2 separate regions of the Homo sapiens genome follow, and region 2 is linked to region 1. The links are chromatin contacts, found by Hi-C or POLR2A ChIA-PET in ENCODE. All regions are on one chromosome and are shown on one strand. The core of a region is the stretch at or near the end of the contact, and the rest is flanking DNA. Distances in the headings are between cores, read along the strand shown. Region 1 overlaps ZNRF1 (zinc and ring finger 1). Region 2 overlaps CFDP1 (craniofacial development protein 1).

The links. A loop is a pair of places that touch in the nucleus more often than their neighbours do. ChIA-PET counts read pairs that join two places held with the same protein, here RNA polymerase II (POLR2A). Pooled maps may share reads with other maps.
Region 2: a pooled map shows a loop between it and region 1 (10-fold over the local background). The contact joins two enhancer-like sites. A Hi-C loop is called at or near these places in 6 of 50 pooled maps. POLR2A ChIA-PET finds 5 or more read pairs at or near these places in 2 of 52 experiments (A549 and H1).

What each region holds. Positions count from the first base shown.
Region 1 is chr16:75,010,442-75,013,766 of GRCh38, reverse strand. The region is part of intron 1 of ZNRF1 (zinc and ring finger 1); the gene reads right to left. Among named protein-coding and RNA genes, the nearest start is that of ZNRF1, 13 kb to the right of the region's middle. RefSeq lists enhancers at 1,438-1,527, 1,838-1,947. Within about 2 kb of position 1,691, at least 14 of the 41 ENCODE cell types and tissues checked have a DNase peak (open chromatin) inside an H3K27ac peak, as active enhancers do.
Region 2 is chr16:75,303,615-75,306,939 of GRCh38, reverse strand. It overlaps CFDP1 (craniofacial development protein 1), which reads left to right. Exons shown (of 7, transcript NM_006324.3): 6 at 1,758-1,916. Among named protein-coding and RNA genes, the nearest start is that of BCAR1, 54 kb to the right of the region's middle. RefSeq lists an enhancer at 589-1,788. Within about 2 kb of position 1,464, at least 34 of the 41 ENCODE cell types and tissues checked have a DNase peak (open chromatin) inside an H3K27ac peak, as active enhancers do.

The sequences.
Region 1 (3,325 bases), core at 442-2,941:
CAGCTATTTGAGTTCCTGAAATGTACAAGTGAACCAAATTGAAATAGCACAAATCTCTGACTTTTCCATTTAGTAACCGCAGGACTAAAACTTCAGAGTTCATTACTAAAACTGAATGGACAGGCCTGGCGCGGTGGCTCACGCCTGTAATCCCAGCACTCTGGGAGGCCAAGGCGGGTGGATCACGAGGTCAACAGATTGAGACCATCCTGGCTAACATGGTAAAACCCCATCTCTCCTAAAAATACAAAAATTAGCTAGGCATGGTGGCATGCACCTGCAGTCCCAGCTACTCGGGAGGCTGAGGCAGAAGAATCGCTTGAACCCGGGAGGCAGAGGTTGCAGTGAGCTGAGATCACGCCACTGCACTCCAGCCTGGCGACAGAGTGAGACTCCATCTCGGAAAAAAAAAAAAAATTGAATGGACAGAAAAAGTAAGAGTCAGGGCTCCAGGCTGGAACTCATGATAAGACTTACCCTGTGGGCCCTCAAGTAAAGAGACAGAGAAGTAATTCTTACTCCTTTATAAAGGTGATCATCACTTTTCTCTGTGTTCTGAACTCCTTAGGCAAAAGATACTTTATAATTACTTGTATGCTGTCATATGAAAGTGTTGAACCTCTACTATATAACCTAAGAAAAATTGGTCCTTTCTGAACAGAGGTTCCTAATTGCTTTTTCCTTGTTTGAAGGAGTTAAAAGTCATTGTTGAAGGATGTATCTCTAATCCTACAGAACTGATGCCTTCAAGAAAACTCACTCCCACAATTCTCTCTCCTGGTTCCATGCCTGTGCCCTTTATTATGTTTTGCTGGCTCTTATGCATCAAATGCTCACTTCCTGTTTCCCCTTTATTGAGCTCTGGAGACCTGGAACCGGTAACAGGCTTTGAAGAAAAGTACAAAGCCAGGAAAACACAGAAGACAGGCCATGACTCTCCAAAGGAAAGCAAATCTTAACACATTTCTAATAACCGTTCAGCCCTTCCCGTCTGTAGCTTATGTAAGATAGTGGTTCAGACATGAGTCCCGAGAAACTGTAAATAATGAAGTTGAAAACAGCTAAAACTCACGCTAGGTTGGCAGAAAAGTTTAAGACAGGCAACTGAGATTTGATATCATAATTCTGGCTTGTTCTAAGCTCTCAGTATCCCTAAATGTTTCATTTTCACTATGCCACAAGGAGGCTGACTGGGTGGCGTCTCCTCTGGGCGCCACTCTAAATGCTTTAGACCTAAAATCTTAGAAGAGCACAGACGACCTTATATGAATCCACTTTTTGTAAAGTGTGCCATGATCAGTGCCAAGCACCAAGCTGACCATATGGAAAAGGGGGGCACAGACAGTAAGGAAATTCCCCATGACCTCTAGATTCTCATCATTAGGTCCACAGCCATCCTTTAATCCAGAAAGCTGATGTTCTGCCTATAAATGGCTTCTGGCTCTCTAACCCAAGGCCTCCTTCCATCTCATGATCCTTTTACACTACAACGGTGTTTTAATTGAAACTCCAGTCTCACTGGTCATGCTACTGCAGCAATTCACTGAGCACAGGCTTCTCTGTTCTATTCTGCTGTCCTGCACTTTGAATTCAGGGCTTGGTGTCAGCATGGAAAGCACCAGCGTTCTGATATGGCAGCCTTTGGTTATGTTCCCCTCAAGGGATTTATCATCCACAACCTACTCAAATCCCTCCCCCAACAGCTACCAAAAATTCCCCTGGTGAGAAATGCTATTATGAGAAGGGGTGGTGGCTGCTTTATGACTCACACTGTTTCATTAAAAAGATTTTTTTTTCAAACAAATTTTCAGTAGAGGAATCCAAAGGTTTTCCAAAGCCACAGCAAAACAGAACAGCTCATAATACTATTTCTCAAAGGTCTGCCACTTCATAGGAGATTCCTATACCTCAAAAAACTGGAGACATTTAGATTCACTATCCTTTTGTGCTGCCCTTGGCCTCTGGGTTGAGGAAGCAAGTAGGAAATGGATCAATTAAACACAGCCAACATGACTGGGCTCGTCAGATATTAAGATGGATGGCAGCTAGCTTGCAAGTCAGCCCTTATCACAGGTCTTAAGACTTGCTTATAGCTTTCCAGGGCACTGGCTGCAATGGCATGAATGTTTCAGTCATAGCTAACCAGAGTTGAGGAAATCTAATAATATAGGATGTACATGGGTATTTAGGAACACTTGTTATAGCAGCAGGCAGAGCTATAAAAAAGTGTCTTTGGCCAGGCATGGTGGCGTGTGCCCACAGTCCCAGCTACTCAGGAGGCTAGGGTAGGAGGATGTCTTAAGCCCAGGAGTTCATGTCCAGCCTGGGCAACATAGTGAGACCTTGTCTCTGAAAAAAAGTTTGTTTTTAGTTAAAAAATAAAAGTTTCTTCGAAAAGCTGACTTAAATGCTGTTATACTTTTGATATTAAATGGTTACACCATTTAGATCATTTACACAATCTAAATGGACTAGAACAATATTACAGAAAACTAATTTGTTAGGTTGGAATCCCAAGGGCTCCCTCAAATCCTTGTAGGATTCCCAGAATACTCAGGCAGGCAGCAGGATAAAAGAATCTTAATGGCTCTCTCCAAAAAAGGCACCTTCTCCACAGGGAAAAGGTTATTTAAGATGGAAACAAAATGAAAAGATCTCCAAAAAGCTAAGAAGTATGTGCAAAATGACCACGTCAGATGAGGCCTGTGATCTTAGGTTCTCCTACCTCTGTTCCTGAATCCAGGTTAAAGCTTCTCCCAGCTGGGCATGGTGGCTCACGCCTGCAATCCCAGCACTCTGGGAGGCCAAGGTGGGCGGATCACTTGAGGTCAGGAGTTCAAGACCAGCCTGGCCAATTGGCGAAACCCCATCTCTACTAAAAGTACAAAATTAGCCGGCTGTGGTGGCACATGCCTGTAATTCCAGCTACTTGGGAGGCTGAAGCAAGAGAATTGCTTGAGCCCAGGAGGCAGAGGTTGCAGTGAGTGGAGATCATGCCACTGCACTCCAGCCTGGTGACAGAGCGAGACTCCTCAAAAAAAAAAAAACAAAAAAACAAAAAAAAACAGTACAGTACAGAGGTGACTAATTTCAGAACAACTCTTTATGAAGTATGGATTAATTACTTTTCAGAGGGCTCAAGCTACTACCAACAAGAAAGTTGGAGCACTCCTATGACAAGTCTGATTCACCAAGACCAAGATGAGAGACCATACATACCTAAATACGAAGTGAAATTTCTCCAAAAATTATCCTTCTGAAAGTAAGGCACTACCAACAGCCAAAGTACTCATAAAATCTCTTGGCATGAGACAATTCGTTAAAT
Region 2 (3,325 bases), core at 215-2,714, 290 kb before region 1:
CTGGTAAAATGGTGAAAAAGAAAGTGTGTGTGTGTGCGTGTGTGTGTGTGTGTGTGTGTGTGATCACGCGCACATATGACATTGTAGGGGTTGAGTTGTCTGGAAAACAGTGCTTAGAAGATATGAATTGAAAGCTCATAAAGAGCTATTTGGAGTTCTCTTAAGCAAACTGGGAAGTAAAGTAACTAATGAGAAAATCTCTCAAGTCACTTCTCATCTGGAGGCGAGATAGCACAGTGCACCACCCTGAGAGTTGGGAGAGATCTTCCTTTGTCCCGGATCTGCATTGTCTATTGTTTTGACCCTTGTTTTATCATTTAACCTCTCTGAACTTTGTTTATTTGTCCAACTTAATACAAGGATGATGAAGCTTGCCCAGCCCATTCTGAGTTGATCTTAAGCTCAGCATGTACTGGGGTGTGACCCAAACAGGGAAGTTGACATCCTCTCTACTAAAGTTAATAGAATGAGAATGTTCAGGGTCATTGTTCAGTCCCAGCAGTCTGGTGTTCAGTGTGGACGTTGGCCTGTTGGCTCACACCAGGCAGAGGGGGTGAGTAGTCGTTCACGCTGCTTTGCGGCAGGGACGTGGGGTTTCAGAATGGGTTAGGGTGATACTAGGTTATTTCAAAGATGATCCCTTCCAACTCTGAGACTGGGTCCTGTGTCACAGGCCTTAGTGAGAGTTAGATGAGATCATGGCTACAAAAGCACTTGGAGAACAAACATTCTAGACAAGTAAAGGTATTATTATCAGTAGACCATGTGACATTAGCTCATAGTTTTTAAATGTTTAACTTTCTTGCATATCCCCGTGAGGCGGAAAATAACTTCCAAGTTCCTACATGCTGGTAGATGATTTCGTTTCATTTCATAAAGAGACCAAACCTTTCCTCATACCATCTTAACTGCATTTTGCTTTTCTTATTTTATTTCATATGTTTAACAATGACTGGAAACATTTGACCTGCCAAGACTTGAATTTGGGCATCTGGGGTTTCTCCCACTGTCCATGATAGCATCACCAGCAAGTGGAGCACAGGCTGTACATTCCCCGTGTGAGCTTTCGGAGTGAGGAATGTTCTCCACCTCCTGGAAAAAACAGGGCCCAACTCACAGGAGTTAAAAGGAAACTGATTTTAGAACCCTCTTACAGTACTGTGACTTTTCACTCATCAGTGTTGGGAACTGGTTCTCTTTCTCTTAAAAGAACCCCCTGGGGCTTTAAGCTTAAACGATGACAGTGACTCAGAGTGGCTCATGCTTATTGCACCTTGACGCTGTGCCAAGTGCTGTTTTAGCCCTTTACGTGTAAGATACACCACAGCCTGTGAGTAAGCATTTGCTTTGTAGATTAGGAAACCAAGGAACATGCAGTAAATAACTGGCCTAGAGTCACACAGTTAAGCTGGAAGTTGGACCTTGGCATGTGACTCCAAAGCCCTGCCTGAAGCGCTGCTCCTCCCCTCCTTGCAAGCAGAGACCTGCCACACAGAGCCCACAGAGGTCTGAAGAAGGCAGGATTTCCTGTTCGTAGCTCAGGAGAGCAGACAGTGGTGTTAAGCAGGAAAAGCACATTAGAATTCCAGTTTACTTACAGTGCTCTCCACACCAGGAAGGAAATGCCCCAAATATGAACATGGCTTCCACTAAGATAAATGGCCCCAATCTAGGGGATTCCCATTTGCATCAGAAAAACTGTTAATATAGAGATCAGAGTTTTTACCTGCTACATCTTTCATATTTTCTTTCCTTAGGTTAAAAAGATCAAGTGGCATGAGCAGCCTTTTGGGGAAAATTGGTGCCAAGAAGCAGAAAATGAGCACCCTTGAGAAGTCCAAACTGGACTGGGAGAGCTTCAAGGAGGAAGAGGGGATTGGTGAAGAACTGGCCATCCATAATCGAGGGAAAGAGGGGTAAGAAGGAGTAGGTTTTATGCCTTGGAAAATCCTCAGAACCCTGAAATCAAATGATTTATTGGAGACAAACTGCCCACTGTAAGCAAGCAGGAGCTTTTCATGATGGAACTAAAAATGTGAGCACTTTGGTTTGTCAGTAAGTCTCTGTTCCAGTGTGGGGCAGGGCCTGTCACTGGGAAGGCCACTGCGGGTGGAGGGAAGGCGGGGCATGTGAGGAGTACTCTCAGGGGCCAGTCACATCTGCCAAGCTGAATTTGCTGAATTACAGCTCCAGTGAACTGTAAGTTGCCTAGTGGTTGGATCTGGCCTGTGGTAGCAGCCTTGGCCTTATCTGAATCATTTGTCCTTCTGAGAAACCAAACTAGTTCAGATCCGTCAAAAACTGAGCCAATGGAATGCCTAGATGTTGCATTATTGTGAATTTTTTTTTGTCTGTGTCATTATGGCCTGGGGTGGGGCTTTACCCTTGGCTATAGCCTGTGTGATAGGCCAGGCCCTCAGACAGCACCCCAGGCCATCACTTGCACCTCTTTCTCTTCGCTGTGGAATACAAAGAGAATGTTCATAACCTACGTATTCAGTTGTAAAAAGGGTCCTTTCCTTGTCATATTTGTCTTACTGGTGATTAAACAAAAAATCAAGAAAGAAATGGTGGCCAGGCATGGTGGTTCACACCTGTAATCTTGGCACTTTCGGAGGCCGAGGCGGGCAGATCACTTGAGGTCAGGATTTCGAGACCAGCCTAGCCAACCTGGCAAAACCCCATCCTACTAAAAATATAAGAATTAGCCAGGCATAGTGGTGCACACTTGTAATCCCAGCTACTTGGGAGGCTGGGGCAGGAGGATCACTTGAACCCACTAGGTGGAGGTTGCAGTGAGCCAAGACTGAACCACTGCACTCCAGCCTGGGTGACAGAGCAAGACTGTGTATCAAGAAAGAAAGAGAGAGAGAGAGAGAAAGGAAAAGAAAAGAAAGAAAAGGTGTTCATAAGTACTTACGGACCTCAGAAGGCACTAAGGAAGTTACCACAGAAGTGGCTTCATGGCTCAAAATCAACAGTCCTCACCCCTAGCCATGAAAGGAAATGTTGAGTGTCCCACCAGAGAGCCCTGGCTGCTCGGCAGCTCTGCTTCTTACCAGTAAGCTCTTCTCCACCAGCATACTGGACACCTCTGAGGCTCAGCTCCTTTACCAATAAAACTGGGATAACGATACCATCCTCACTATGTGGTTGTGATGATCTCATGAGATAATATATGTATTGCTTACGTATATGTAATATACATAAAGCACTTTACAGAACACCTGTCACATAAAGGCTTGCGTTAAGTCGAAGTCATTCAAGTTTTTTTTAAGAGACAGGGTCTCACTATGTTGCCCAGGCTGGTCTCAAACTTTTGGGC